Regions from separate parts of the Mus musculus genome. Here all the other regions are linked to region 1. Evidence: chromatin contacts called from ENCODE POLR2A ChIA-PET data. All regions are on one chromosome and are shown on one strand. Each heading gives the region's core, a stretch centred on a gene start or an enhancer-like site at or near the end of the contact. The rest is flanking DNA. Distances are from core to core; before and after follow the strand shown.

Region 1 (3,694 bases), core at 739-3,238:
CCACTGCTCTTTGAGTACTGGGATTAAAGGAGTGTACTAAAGTGCACTCCTTCTTTGCTTAAAGCTAGTATCAAAGTGACAGATTCATTAAGGCAATTTCATATATGCCATTAAGGTTGCCCCCCCTCCCCCGTGTGTGTGTGTGTGTGTGTGTGTGTGTGTGTGTATTCCAGGCAGAGTTTTACTCTGGCTAGAATTTCTATGTGGGTCATATATGTTCATGTCCTTTCCAAGCCTTTCACTGGGGTGACCTTTTACTGCCACTGGAAGCTGTGCTCCCAGCAAGGCGCCTTGTGGGTTCTCATAGTCTAAACCAGAAGAGGTCAGAGAAAAAGTTAACTGCAAATTATAGAGCTCTCCTCTCACTTCTGGAGCAGCTTCCCCCTCAGCCAGCTTTCCAACATTCCTCTGAGATTATGGGGACTAGTATGAGGACAAAGGGCCAGTCCCCTGTGAAGGCCAGTGACACAGCCCCACCTCCACGTGGGCTGGTGTTTTCAAAGTCCTCCGTTCCCTTATCTAAATGCCTTCCTGAATGGAGACGTTGATTTCTTACTGTTCTAGCAACCAGTGGTATTCCTAGGCCAGGCCTCTTTTTTTTTTTTTTTTTTTCCCCTACTTGTCTGGAGTTCAACTCCAGGCCTAGCTCCACGGGATCGTCCAAAGTCTCTTTTCATTTGCACTCCTTCCCCCGCCCCCCCCCCCCCACTCCCCAGACAGTCTCACTATGGAACTTGGGCTGTCCTGAAACTTACTGTGTAGACTAGGCTGGTCTTCAGCCCATAGAGATCTGGCCTCTGCCTCTGTGCCTCTCAAGTGCTGGGATTAAAAGCATGTGCCATTATGCACAGATTATTTGCACTCTTTTGTTCAGTAAGATCACTTTTGGGGGAGTAAGTCCAGATAAGTACCTACCTACTCTTTTTGAAGAGTTTTTGGCTTCCAGCAGACTGTGAAAACCCACAAAGAAGCCATTTTCTGCATGCTGGGGTATAGCTAGAAAGAAATCTCTCTTTCTAGCTATACCCCACAACACAGACCTGTAGTTTTATATTCTTTGTAGCCTCAATTACTTCCTGGAAGGACTGAATGATGAGACCAAAGAATGAGGCAATGTGTGGGCATACAGCATAGGGGCCTTGGCCCCCTTCCATGCCCTAGGGCAAAGGTACATTAGTCATGGTCACGCGACTGGACAGCCCGGAAGAGGGGGGGGGCAGATGACAGCATCCACAAAGCCAGGAATCGCGAACCAAGCACCTTTGGCCGGCAATTCTGGAGGCCGTTGAGGCCAGTCTGTTAGGAAGATGTCCTGAGAATCTAGCTGACATCCTCAGCACCACGGACAGGGAAACTGAGGCTGCAGGCACGTAGAGGGGGAGGCTTCTCTCTGAGCGGAGAGCGCAGCCAGCTGGCAAGTGGGTGTGTGGCCTTGACCCAATCTCTTTTTGATATTAGACCTGCAGATGGATAACGCCTCCGGCCAGGAGTTGTATTGGGCATGGAAGCATCTCGAACAGGGCCTCGGAAATGTTGTAAAAACACACCCACAGAGCTCCTTTGGGAGCTGCCTTGCCCTAAGGTCACGCGGAAAGAGCAGCCAGCCTCCAGACACCATTTTCCTGCAAAGTCCCCGGGGCCTTTCAAATCATCACTTTCAGACCTGGGGGCGTCTAAGGAAAGTTTCCCTTTCAACATCCACTCTAGGGTCTGCCAAAGCTGCAGAAGCCTCGCCTCTCCTGCCCTAAGAGGCTCGAGTCCGCAAAGGCGCCACCTTGTGAGTGCAGGCAATTGAGATAGCCTTTACAGGACCCTCGCGACCCCTAGACAAGGCCCCGCCCCCGGTGCGCCGACCCCTCCCTCATCGTGGACTCACCGCCTGAGCCTAGGAGGGGCTGTGCCGCAGCCAATGGGAAAGCGGCGTGGCGAGGGTGGCGGCGGTTGTGATGCGCCAAAGCGTCCAATCAGCGGCGAGCGCGGGGGCGGGCGGTGACGCTGGGCTCTCCGCGTGCAGCGCTGTAAAGGAGCGAGCGCCGCGGCCCCCTATAGCAGTCGCCTGCCGTCAGCCTCCCGCGCTCGTCTCTCGTTACTGCTGCCTGACGTCCATTGCTGCCTCTCCCCGCCGTCGCCGACGTCGCCTCCCCGCGCGCTCCCACAACCGCCGCCCGGCCGGTCAGTGAAGCCGGCGAGCCATTCCCCGCGCCGGCCCCCAGAGGCGGGCATCCAGCCGGACCCTGAGTGTGGCCCTCTCGTGCTGTGGCCGCCCGCGCCTTCTCGGCCGCTTGTCCAGCATGAAAACCAAGTTCTGCACCGGGGGCGAGGCCGAGCCGTCGCCTCTCGGGCTGCTGCTGAGCTGCGGTGGCAACGCTGCCCCGACGCCCGGCGTAGGGCAGCAGCGGGACGCCGCAGGCGAGCTGGAGTCCAAGCAGCTTGGTGGCCGAACCCAACCTCTCGCGCTGCCGCCGCCGCCGCCGCCGCCCCTGCCGCTGCCCCCGCCGCCATCACCGCCGCTAGCGGACGAACAACCCGAGCCCCGGACCAGGCGCAGGGCCTACCTGTGGTGTAAGGAATTCCTGCCCGGAGCCTGGCGAGGCCTTCGCGAGGACCAGTTCCACATCAGTGTCATCAGGTCAGTGGCTGCGGCACCGCGCGGTGGTGGTGGGGGCGGTGGGGGGTGAGGCTGGAGGGCGGGGCGGGGCGGCGGCTTGGGTAGAGGTGATCGCCGCGCCGGTGTCCGGAGCACAAACCCCGCAGCGCGGAAGGCCGCCTGCGGGCGAGCTTTGAGAAAATGTGTGCTGGGTTGCCGTCCCTTGCGGAAGAACAATACTATGTAGTTATACAAGCACATTCTGTACCAAAGCTCAAAATAGATGTGTCTAGGAAGCCGTTTCTCTGCGAGGGCCTTGAATGAAAAAAGGGATGTTGTTCCCAGCACTCGGGAAGCAGAAGCAGGCGGATTTCTGAGTTCGAGGCCAGCCTGGTCTACAAAGTGAGTTCCAAAACAGCCAGCTCTACAGAGAGAAACCCTGTCTCGAAAAACGAAAAAAAAAAAAAAAAAAAAAGGAAAGAAAAGAAAAGAAAGAAAAGAAAAAGGGATGTTGTGGCTGGGCTTTAGAAAAAGAGGGAGGAGCCGGGCGTGGTGGCGCAAGCCTTTAATCCCAGCACTCCGCAGGCAGAGGCAGGCGGATTTCTGAGTTCAAGGCCAGCCTGGTCTACAGAGTGAGTTCCAGGACAGCCAGGGCTACACAGAGAAACCCTGTCTCGAAAAAACAAACAAACAAAAAAAAAAAAAAAAAAAAAAAGAAAAGAAAAAGAAAAAGAGGGAGGAAAAATCCCCGGGGAACTTTTCCTTGTAGTACTTCTAGTCTGTAGTTTGATCACAACCCCCTCCCGCTCCAGAAATTCACCTTTGGCACTCAGTGAGCAGAAGCAGGCGGATCTCTTTATTATTGAGGCCAGTTTGGCCTACATAGTAAGTTTCAGACCAGCCAGAGCTACATAGCAAGACACTGTCTCCAAAAGAGGTAGAAGGAAATTGATGTGTGTTATTGGAAGGTAGCAATCACTCCTGTCTTTCTGAGGCTCGTGTCGTGTACCCGTGTTACTGGCCAGCGTCTGGAGGTGTGGCTCCACAAATCATTGTGAAGTAAAATGAATTCCTCCTCCTCAATCTCAAGCCGGGCATGGTGGCGCA
Region 2 (3,694 bases), core at 772-3,271, 190 kb after region 1:
TGCCCAGGCAGGGCCTTCACGTAGTCATTCTTACCATTCTCCTGCCAGGGAGACACCCAAAGATGTACCATCCTCCCACTGTCACAGTGCCCTGGGCACTGGACTCCTGCTGCCCTGTAATGAATTCCAGATATACCCCACCCCCCAGGGACATGGCCTACCACTACCTACTTCCTGGGCTGCCTGGTGTCAGGAGACTAGCCACCACTGTGCCTGCTGCCAACACCCAGGCTTTGACCAGGTCTCAGTCACTTCAGCTGCTAATTCTTTCTTACACCATTCAACCACTCCATCCCTTCTATGCTCTCCCTCCCTACCATAGGCTGCCCTGGACAGCTCACAGTGTAGCTCAGGCCACCCAACTACTGTGATTGCAGGTGTGCATTACCACCCCCAGCTAAGTTCTCTGGTCTTTATCATAGTAAAGCTCTCAGAGCTGGCACCCTGAGGATCATTCGGAGCTTCACATTTAAATCCAGCCATGAACAGACTCTTCAACAGCCCCACAGAGTCCAAGCCAGCTGGTCCAAGGGCTTTAGGACCTGGCCTTCTGCCCCAGCTCTGTCTCTTCATGTTCTGCCCCTATGCACACACCCACACACGTGAGGGCACACACACTCTTCCTATCTGCACCCGCTGACCTCTCCTGAAGCTGTCTATTGGCCCTCTTTACAGTGCCCCAGACTGCCCTACCCTGCTTCGGGCTCTGATACAGGAAAGGAAACTAGGGAGGCAAAAATACACAAAGCTCCTTTGCCCATCGCTCCCAACCCCCACTCCCCGGGATCTAGGCTCACATAGTTGGTGTAGATGAGGGTGACATATTTGCCGCGAAGGTCCTCCACCCCATCATTCACCATATCCATCTGGGCGGCCTCCCTCTGGTTTTTCCCATAAAGCCCTACGGGTTGAGAGAGACAGCATGACTGATCCCTGATTTCCTCAGGCATGTGGCTGTTGGTAGGTCGAGGTCTTGGGGGAGGGGATATGGGCAGTCATGTGAGACCCGAGCTCATGAAAGGCAACAGGAAGCCATGGCAGGCAGACCACAGATGCAGCCTGAACAAGAATAATCTCTGTGTGTCCCTGTTTTGCTCTGTCAACTCAAAACTAAAAAGGGAGTGGCCAGCTGGGCAGATACCCCCTGAAACAATAACTGATACCCCCCCCACCACCCTGCCCACCAGCTGGACCACCTGGGTTCAGGACTTACCCAAAGAGCGGCCAAGGTGTCTCAAGATGGCATTAGATTGGTAAAGGGTGAGGTCTCCATCCTCAAACTTGGGGAGCTGCCCATACAGCTGGAGGGAGGAACAAGAACCTTGGTGATGCTGCTGCCTCCCAGTCACAGCCCTCCTAAGGCCCTACCTCTGCCCCCTCCACTACGGGTGTCACTCACACAAGTGGGCTTGAGCAAGCCTTGCATCCAGGTATCTATGGTAACCACCTCCTCCTTCCAGCTCTGGCCCTGGTCAGCCAGCAGCATTCGCATGGCCTCACACCGCCCTGTATGGAGTCAGGGTAAGGATTTGGGGACAGCATTCAGGCCCAGCCTCAAAGCAATTTCAAGTACAAGGACCACTTGCAACCAGAAGGAGAATAAAAAATGAACTGGAATTTCTTCATGGAGGATAGGAATGGTGGGCTGCAACCCCTACCCCAGACCTCCCCTTCCTGCAGTCATTTGGTCTTACCTCGAACTGGGAAGTAGACAATGGTGTATGGTGGCACTGGGGTGGACAAGAGAAGAATGTTAGGTAGAAAAGGGGTAATGATTAGGTTTCAGAGTGGTACACTTTCCCACCCCATCTCCCGGGTCCCTTCTCTGGTTTGAAACGCCTCCCCATCCCCCACCCCACGCCCCAGGCTCCTGTTGCAAGCTGCCCGGTGCAAAGAGCGCCAGTCGTGAGCGAGCCCAGGCCCCGACAGCTGCAAGCTGGTTGTCCTGGGAAGCTGTGCGGAGCGGACTCACTGCCTGCTGGGTGCGGATTCAGTGCTGCGTAGACAGAGGGGTACTCAGAGTGAGGACGCACGCGTAGGCCACCGGGCCGCCAGCCTTATAAGGGGCATCGCGCTCCGCCCCGGATGCTGACTCAACACGTTGGAGAGAGAAGCCGGTAGCGGAGCTCTGCAGCTCCCGCCTCCTGCCGGGGACACTCGCTTGTGGGACCCGAGTCTGCAGCGGTGCTGGGTTCATTTTTTGGTCCTGCTCCGAGAAGGGTGTGTCCAGCTCCCTTCCACTTTGTACTGGAGCTGGACAGCTTTCTGCAGCATGTGCAACTCTGTCAGCCTTTTGCCTGTCCCCATCTACCAACCTCTGTAGTAGATTCCACTAGTGGCCATCCTTAACTCACCAACTTCTTTCTCCTCCCAAAGAGCTTCATTTGATCATTTGACCTTCGCCAGGAGTAATCAGAAAATTGTTATCCTAACTCCTCACACTCGACACAAACACCAAATAAATGATAAAAATAAACGAGACTAACAGGGTTGGAGAGATGGTGCAGCAGGTAAAGTACGTACTACACAAGTTCGAGCACCTTCTTCTCACCTCAGCACCTACATAAAAAGGGTGCAGCACGCATACAGAATCCCGACTCTAGTCCAGGTGGTGGCGGAGGCTCTCATCTTTAATCTCAGCACTCAGAAGAGAGGCAGGCAGATCTCTGTGAGTTTGAGGCCAGCCTGGTCTACAGAGTGAATCTCAGGACAGCCAAGGCTACACATGAGATTTTTGTCTTAGGAGAAAAAAAAAAAAAGGAACCCCAGCTCTGTGAGAATAGGGACAAATCTTGAGTTTTGTTAGCTGACCCGTCTAGATGAACAGGTAGGCTCCAGGTTGAGTAAGAGACCCTGTCTCAAAAAAATAAGGTGAAGAAAAAAAATTCATCTGTATGATTCTCCACCTTTAAACAGGCCAATCCAAGCCCCACATAACATAGGTGCACATTTACTGAATCTGGAGTCTTTATTCTGTTATGACATCTCTGTATTGTGTAAAACTTTCATTACATAAAACTGAATGATTTTTCAGTTGGTTTAAAAGAATCACCCCTAGTGACATCTTTTTTAAAGATTTATTTTATGTTTGTGAGTACACTGTAGCTGTCTTCAGACACACCAGAAGAGGGCATCAGATCCCATCACTGATGGTTATGGACCACCATGTGGTTGCTGGGAATTGAACTCAGGACATGTGGAAGAACAGTCAGTGCTCTTAACTGCTGGGCATCTCTTCAGCCCGATAATCCTTCTAATTTTAACTCTCAGGGCTAGTAAGAACAAGACAAAAAAAAAAAAAAAAAAAGAAGAAGCAAACAAAATCCACTAAAAGTTAGATTTCTGTTTAGATAAGATTTTATCTTCTCCTCGGTGTCTTACTTACTCTGAGAACTCTTGTTAACTCACCTTGGCTTGTATGTGTAGGGGGCAACAAAACTCACGTATCACCAGCAAGGTAAGCAGAGGCCCTCTGTACAGTTTGTGACCCTCCACCAGGCCAGCCTCGGGTCACAGTTCCTTAGCCCATCCAAAGCCAGGGAATTAGCTCTGGCCTGCAGCCAGGTGTTGAGTATTCCTGGGACTGACTGGCAAATCAACATGGGGCCCCCTTCATTACATGTTGGTTCACTTTTCTTTCTTCCTTCCTTCCTTTCTTTCTTCCGTTCTTCCTTCCTTCCTTCCTTTCTTTCCT
Region 3 (3,694 bases), core at 669-3,168, 140 kb before region 1:
TACCCCTTCATGCCAGAAGAGGGCATCAGAACTCATTATAGATGGTTGAGAGCCCCTGTGGTAGAGCAGCTGGTGCTCTTAACTGCTGAACCATTTCTCCAGTTCTCCCCCAACCCCCACATGCCGGTTTATTTTGTTTTTTAAGGTGTCACTATGTAGCCTTGGCCTGGAACTCACAGAGATCCTCCTGCCTCTGCCTCCTGAGTGCTGGGATCAGTGGCATGCACCACCACACCCTACTATCTGTTTTTCTTAGGAGAGAAATGAGTACCTTGGCATTTGAGGAAGTTGTGAGTTGAACACCAGAGACTCTTGACATCTGAGGAAAGGGTGAACAGCACTACACGCCATTTCCATGGTTCAGGAGTGTTTTCACTGAGCACTGATATTGTATTTCTTCTTCTGGAACACCTTGGGGGATTAAAATAAACACAAAGCAAAAGGAGCTTGTCTGCCAGTGCCTTCCTCCAGCTGCTTTCAGCAAGCCATTGATGGGCAAATTCCACACAGCGGAAAGCAGGTTGTGCTGATGACAGCACAGCAAGGCTTATATATAGTCTTAATAGAGCTCAGAGCAGGGTCCATTGGTTTCTGATCCCAGGACTCAAGACAGGTTATAAAACTAGAAATAGGCCAGCCATGGTGGCACATACTTTTAATCCCAGCAGGCAAACAGATTTCTGTGAGTTCAAGGCTAGGATGATCTACATAGCAAGCCCCAAACCAGCCAGGGCTGGACTGTGAAACCCCAAACCAGCCAGGGCTGGACTGTGAAACCCCAAACCAGCCAGGGCTGGACTGTGAAACCTTGTCTCAAAACAAAACTGGCAACGATGATCGCTTTGGATGGGCATGGTAGGAGACCTAAAAAGGGTTTTACACAAATTGGCATTCAGTAGCAGAATTCACCTACTGACTTGCAAAACCTACTTTACGTTAAATTCTTTCTTTAAAAATTATGTATGCTGGATGCAGTGGCCCATGACTTTAATCCTAGCACAGGAAGTCATGAGGCAAGTGATCTCTGTGAGTTCAAGGACAATTGGATCTATGCAGAGTTCCAGTACAGAAGGGATACAAAGAGAGACCCTGACTCAAAAATAAAATACAAACATTATGTATGGGAATTTTGCCTACTCCAATACATATTATGTATGTACGTGCACTGGAGGCCTTAAGGCATGGAATCTCCTGGAACTGCTCTTTCAGATGGTCGTGAGCCACCGTGTGGATGCTGGGAATCAAGCGGGGTCATCTGCAAGAGCATCAGTGCTCTTAACTGCTGAGCCATCTCTCCAACCCTAATCTTTTAAAATTAAAAGCAAGTCTCACAGGCTTTCCATTTCGTCCCACGTGTCATGCCACGTGTAAAATTCCAAAGCCCTTTGTGAGACTGTTTCTGGACTTGAAAACAAAAGCGAGATCTTCTTGCAGGATTAAATCAGTGTATTGCCTTTCAGGTGAAATGCTTAGCCAGAAGCTGGCAGGTGCAGTGTGTGCAAAGCAAACCTCAGTAGCCAAGCCATGCCTGCGAGCAAGGACAAGGCTGGACCGCCTTAAGGAGTTGAATAGCCGATGGGAAGAAAGATCAGGAACCGGGTCAGAAGAGCCTCATAAAGTACCTCATGAGGCCTTCTAGAGCTGCCCTGTCCAGACCAGCCATCGTCCGAGTACATCTGCGCTCACCTGATCTGACCCCTCTTCTCCCCGGCTTCTGGGAAAAGCCCTAGACACAGACATAGCCTACAAGTCCCTGGATCGCTCACTTCCGTTAGATCGGCTCCAAATAGCTCTGCGTGGCCAAGGCGGGACCAAGTTGGAAGGCAGCTCCTGAAGCAGGCGTGGCCTAAACAAACCACGCCCACCGCACGCGGCCGCGCGTGCCAGCGACAGCCTATTGGTCCCGCTTTCGTGACGTCTTTCCGGGGCAGTCCGGGTGGGGTCCAGCGCGCACCAGTGAGCTGAGCTAACTGGGTTTCGCTGCGGTCCACGTCCCCGCGCGGGGCTGAATCGCTGAAGTGGCTGCGCTGCGGTGTGAGGGCCACGGGCCTGCCGCGTCCGGGTAAGTGACCCGCACTGCTGTCCAGGGAGCTGTCGTGAAGGCCCCATGAGCCGCTTGGGGATGGACAGCGAGGTGCGGGGCGGAGGAGGGATGAATGGGGACCCGGTGCGCTAGGCGGTGAGGAATGGAGATTCAAGGCGGAGGAGGGAGGAATGGGCCGAGCCCTTAGAGAAGCATGGATGCGCAGGAGGAGGAGGAGGAGGTGGGCTGACGGCGATCGCCAGTCGATGCTGGGCAGTTTGCGAGCACTCTACGGACATTCGAGAGTAGGCGAGTCTTGGATCAGGCTGTACCCTAGAAGGTGTTGGTCTCGGAAATAGTTGAGGCCTGCACCCCAAACTCTTCTACCTACCAATGAGGAAAATCCATCACATTTTTCCTTCCTCCTCATTTGTCTACTTGCCTGCCTCCCCTTGTGGCCGCTAGCTTGTGCGCTTAACGGTCTGGCTGGAGCTTAGAAGTCCAACTCTTAAAAACTTGTATTACTTACACCCCGACCCCTAGGAACCAGCTCTAAAATTTCAATAAGTCAACCAGCAAACTGTTTAAAATACAGGTTTTCCGTTTATAAATTAGACTCGCCTGTTGGACAGCAGAATATCAGAAATACTGGCTTAGCAAGCGTTTAGAACACAGACCTTTGGCATTTTGGTAGTGAGACCTGAACTTTCAGATACCTGGAGATAAGCGGTGCAGTTAAGATAATATTTAATGTTCTGGGATCGTGGGCTAATGTCTGCCACGTGGATACATCCTTTAGATCACAGGGCAATGTCTGTGTACATAATACGTCCAAGCAGGTGATGTGTCAGGATTAGGTAGGTGACTGTGGTTTGTCCTGTACTAGCTTTCCCAATTTCTGTTCTGTAATTGTGTAACTTCCCTAGCGTGGAGTAGAGACGGGGGCCCTGCTGATAGGGATTATTAATGGTCTTTGCTGAGTCTGGACTTCTTGAATTGAAATCTGTGTATGTCAGAGAAAAAGCTCACCAATTTGAGGTCTAGTGATGTGTATATAGCAATCCACACATCATAAAGGCATTAAAGGCAAGGCAAGATTGGGAGTGCAATCTGTCAAACAAACATTAGAGGAATTGGGCAGCATCTCAAGGGTTAGTTGTCACTTGGGGACTCACACAAGTCACCTGGCTGAACTTTAGTAGGAACAGCTCAGGAAATGCAGACTTAAAGTCTTATGTGTATAGACATTGCCCTGTGGTGGAAAGGGTGTGCCCGTGTGACACGATGGAATTGAGAACATGATACTGGCCTTCTTGTATGAGCTGGCAGAAGGTGTCCTGATGCTGATTCCCTGCAGATCCTGTGGGGACCAATTCCCAAAAAGAGACTCAACCCCAGTCTGTTTGTTCTAGTTTCTGAGTTAATACTTGGTTTTTTTGTTAGTGTTTTCTTTCCTCTATTTAATGTGTATGGGTGTTTTGTTTTGTTCTAAAGATTTATTTATTTATTATATGTAAGTTCACCGTAGCTGCCTTCAGACACTCCAGAAGAGGGTGTCAGATCTCATTACAGATGGTTGTGAGCCACCATGTGGTTGCTGGGATTTGAACTCAGGACCTTTGGAAGAGCAGTCAGTGCTCTTAACCACTGAGCCATCTCTCCAGCCCCTGG
Region 4 (3,694 bases), core at 612-3,111, 150 kb after region 1:
TGCTGGGCTTCCTGGAGGCGGTGGATCCTGAGGGGGGCATTGGAGACTGAAGGCTCAGCTTGGGGCTGGGAGACAGTTGAATAGAGAAGGTAAGGAAGAAGGTTCAGGCAGAGAACAAAGATGAATACTACATAGGTCAAGATGTGTGGCCAGGGACAAGACAGACAACGTAGGCCTCAGTATTAGGACTGGGGGTGTGAGGGGAAATCTGTGGTCCACTCAGACCATTTTCTCCCTCAGATACCAGTAAAGCTTCCGCTTCCAGCTCCAGGACCCCTACTCAGCCACACAATCAGCTGCTGCCTGCCCCTGATGTCCTGCTAGCCCCTGCCACCTACAGACCCCTCCCTTACCAGAACCTGTACCCTGGATCCCCAAGCCGTGCTGGGCCCCCAAGAGCTCGGCTGGCACCTTACCCTCTCCCCAACATCAGCACGGCTGGAGATCAGGAGGACCCAACCCTCGCAGCTGGGCTGGGACTCCTGCCCACCTCTGCCTTGTGCTTGGTGTCTAATCAAGCCTCGCAGTGATGGCTGAGTGCTGTGGAAGCCCGTTTCCCCTGTGCCCCACCTCTCCTTCCCTCCTCTGTAAGACATCTCCTAAGGCGAGCAGCACAACTGGAAGCTCTACAGCAGTGGGTTCCTGCCTCAAAGTCAGTCTGGGGCCTGCCAGCCTTGGAATCAGGCCTACTTCCTACTCAAAAGCCCTGAATCATGCCCTGCTGCCTCGAGGATGCCTCCTCTAAATCCTGCTTCGAATGTCCTTCCCCCACATTAAACTGCTTGGCAACAGCAGTCACAGTACTTCTGTCCACAGGAACTCCCAGACCAGACAATCCCATCACCTTTATAAGTCTCCAAAAGCTGTACCCAGAGCACAGGGTGATGATAACTGGCTACACCAGCAAGGCTGCGGTTAACCTGGTGTGTCCCCTATTTTGTGCACCCATATAAGGATGGAAGCAGCTCAGAGAGGTTTCGGCTCACAGTCACACAGCAAAGTACAGCTGACACTCATCATTCTATTTAAATGCGATGCTCTAAGGCTGGTTCTGAGAGCCGGGGGTCATCGAAGTGTGCCTAATATGATAGATAGGGATCACACAGGCCAAGGTAGGGATGGGTGTATACTTGGAGAACTAGAGGTAAAAGGCCAGGTTGAAGTCCTCTCGGTAGTCTGGTGGAATAAGGCTGAGGGAGGCGCGTACTCTTCGTTCTCTTGGAGTGGGCGCCCAGAGGCACCTGATGACTCCGACTGTGCTCCGACCCAGAGCTCTTCCTGTGAGACGTTCTGGAAAGCACGGACACCCAGGAGACGAGAGAAAAGGGGCCCAGAAGATCTTCAGCAGCCAGACATCCCAACTCCCGAACCCGAAGTCAGGACCCATTCAATTCAGGTTACTCAAGCGTTCCGGAGACACAGAGTCCAAACCAACTGTGCCACAGATAGGGAAGTCCCTGGAAAGAAACTCAAGCGAAGCTGGCCGGCTTTTCCGGACACGCCTTCCATCAGCTCTAAGCCAGGTCTTTCCTTTAGGTGGCGCTCTGGTCCCTGTACACAAAACCGCTTCTGCCCTCATCTAGCAAACTCCGCCCCAGATGCCCTCTGTCGCCCAATAGCAGCAAAACCCGCCTTAAGCCACACCCCCGAGGTCTCCGAGGATCTGCATCAGCAGGCCTCGTCTGGAACGCCTCCGAGGTTTCAGCAGCCACTGCCTTGTCCATCTCGGAGGCTCTACCTGGGCAGGCTCCGTACCGCCGGCGTCCGAGGCTTTGCAAGGGCAGTCCCAGGCCTGTCCGCCTCTCATACCGGGCTCCGGGAAGCCACGCCTCCTTCCGGCTCCCACTTAGGTCCCCGCCCCGCGCTGGAGCTTGCGCGCTGCGGCGTTCCCTCCCTAGCGGGCTGATCCCCCACTGTGTCCCGGACGTCTGGGACATGCTGCCTGATGGCCTGTCCGCGGAGGACGAGCAGCGCTGCCGGCAGCTGCTAGCACGGACCACTGCCCGGTTACGCTCGCGGCCCGCAGCGGCCGCAGTGCTTGTGCCGCTGTGCCTCGTGCGCGGGGTCCCCGCGTTGCTCTACACGCTGCGTTCTAGTCGCCTGGTTGGGAGACACAAAGGGGAAGTCAGGTACGCCGGCCTTGCCGGCGCACTACCTGTGGCCCGCATACCCCTCTGAATTTTTCCCTTCATAAACAGGACTCTGCCCCTTACCGTAGACTGGAGAGAGGAGATCCGGGGCTCCCCTTCTTTGGCTTCGCCCTCAGCAGAAGTTGAGAACACCCGGGGACGATATCTGCACCACTGGGACACCATAGGCAGACATGGGGTGTCTGAGCCCTAGCATAGTCTTAGCCAGCTGCCAGACCCTCATGTCGTAATCTATATCACAGTGCCTGTCCCCCTTACTCTAATGGCACAGAGAGCTAAACTGCCTCCTGACGACCTGTGGTCCCAAGATTCCCTCTGCCCATTTAGTTTCCCAGGCGGTAAGTGTGATCCCGACGACCAAGATGTAATACATACGGCCCTTCGGGAGACTCAGGAGGAGCTGGGCCTAGAGGTGCCCAAGGAGCACGTGTGGGGTGTCCTGCAGCCAGTGTATGACCGGGTGAGCCACCCTCATCCTATCACAATCAGTAACCCTAGTGGCCGGGGAAGCCAGCCCCGCTCAGTCCAGGACAGGGTCCAGGAAGGCTTGCAGGGTAGGCTGCATCCCTCTAGGCTTGAGTGGCAAGTGGGAGGTTTCCTGGCGGTATACAGGTAAGGGGAACCTGTGAGGCAGCATGGCAAGAAACCAAGGACCGGAACTGGAGGGCTTCACCATGATTACCCAAGACACCCGGATGGCAGGGTAGGGTCTGCTTCCTAAGTTTGCTCCTTCTGACTCTTCACCCTTCTCCTACCCAGGAAAAGGCAACCATAGTCCCAGTACTTGCCAACGTGGGCCCACTGGATCTGCAGAGCCTTAGGCCCAACCTTGAGGAGGTGAATGGTGACTACTGGGGAGTTGGGCTGTCCTAACAGGGGACTCACAGGCAGTCCTCTGTCCACCCTCTTTCTGTTTCTTGCCTACAGGTGGATGAAGTATTTGAGATGTCTCTGGCCCACTTGCTGCAGACACAGAACCAGGGGTATACCCACTTCTGCCAGGGTGGCCACTTCAGCTACACACTGCCTGTCTTCTTGCATGGACCACACCGTGTCTGGGGCCTCACAGCTGTCATCACTGAGCTCACCCTGAAGCTGCTGGCCCCTGGCTTCTACCAGCCCTCCCTAGCTGTTCCTGAGCTGCCTAGGGGTTGAGGCCTGCCTGGCCTTTAAGTGCCTCTGCCATCATTTGGCCAGGCTAGTCCAGAACCGATTAAAAGAGTGTTTGACAGCTCTCCTCTGGCATCTTCCGTGTGGAAAGCGAGCCATGGGGCGTGGTAGCAACCCTTGTGATTCCAGCCCTGGGGAAACAGATGGGTCTCTTGGGACTGCTGGCCAGCCAGTGTGGGCTACTTGGTGGGACACAGGCCAGTGAAAGATTCTGTGTCAAAACAAACAGGCAAAAAACATGGTAGAGGCTGGTGAGATGGCTTGGTGAGTGAAGGCACCTGTCACAAAGATTGATCTTTTAAGACCCACGTGGTGGAAGGAGAGAGCCAACTCCTGCAAGTTGTCCTCTGACCATGACAGGCATGTTCACAGAT

Evidence for each region. ChIA-PET counts read pairs that join two places held with the same protein, here RNA polymerase II (POLR2A).
Region 2: POLR2A ChIA-PET joins it to region 1 with 11 read pairs in Patski. The contact joins the promoter of Gstp1 here to the promoter of Chka in region 1. POLR2A ChIA-PET finds 5 or more read pairs at or near these places in 3 of 5 experiments (Patski and embryonic stem cell).
Region 3: POLR2A ChIA-PET joins it to region 1 with 12 read pairs in Patski. The contact joins the promoter of 1810055G02Rik here to the promoter of Chka in region 1. POLR2A ChIA-PET finds 5 or more read pairs at or near these places in 4 of 5 experiments (Patski and embryonic stem cell).
Region 4: POLR2A ChIA-PET joins it to region 1 with 16 read pairs in Patski. The contact joins the promoter of Nudt8 here to the promoter of Chka in region 1. POLR2A ChIA-PET finds 5 or more read pairs at or near these places in 2 of 5 experiments (Patski and embryonic stem cell).

Annotation. Positions count from the first base shown.
Region 1 is chr19:3,849,785-3,853,478 of GRCm38, forward strand. Chka (choline kinase alpha) reads left to right here and starts at 1,989. Exons shown (of 12, transcript NM_001271496.1): 1 at 1,989-2,629. The coding sequence starts at 2,292. Gm51271 (predicted gene, 51271) reads right to left here and starts at 1,032; the gene lies at 983-1,032.
Region 2 is chr19:4,035,891-4,039,584 of GRCm38, forward strand. It overlaps Gstp1 (glutathione S-transferase, pi 1), which reads right to left and starts at 2,022. Exons shown (of 7, transcript NM_013541.1): 1 at 1,973-2,022; 2 at 1,695-1,730; 3 at 1,400-1,506; 4 at 1,214-1,301; 5 at 798-901; 6 at 1-41. The coding sequence starts at 1,973.
Region 3 is chr19:3,706,375-3,710,068 of GRCm38, forward strand. 1810055G02Rik (RIKEN cDNA 1810055G02 gene) reads left to right here and starts at 1,919. Exons shown (of 4, transcript NM_028077.3): 1 at 1,919-2,062. It overlaps Gm36608 (predicted gene, 36608), which reads right to left and starts at 1,794. Exons shown (of 3, transcript NR_167751.1): 1 at 1,687-1,794; 2 at 272-411.
Region 4 is chr19:3,998,719-4,002,412 of GRCm38, forward strand. It overlaps Nudt8 (nudix (nucleoside diphosphate linked moiety X)-type motif 8), which reads left to right and starts at 1,862. Exons shown (of 4, transcript NM_025529.3): 1 at 1,862-2,129; 2 at 2,478-2,610; 3 at 2,910-2,987; 4 at 3,078-3,384. The coding sequence starts at 1,936. The coding sequence ends at 3,305. It overlaps Tbx10 (T-box 10), which reads left to right. Exons shown (of 8, transcript NM_001001320.1): 8 at 241-794. The coding sequence ends at 530.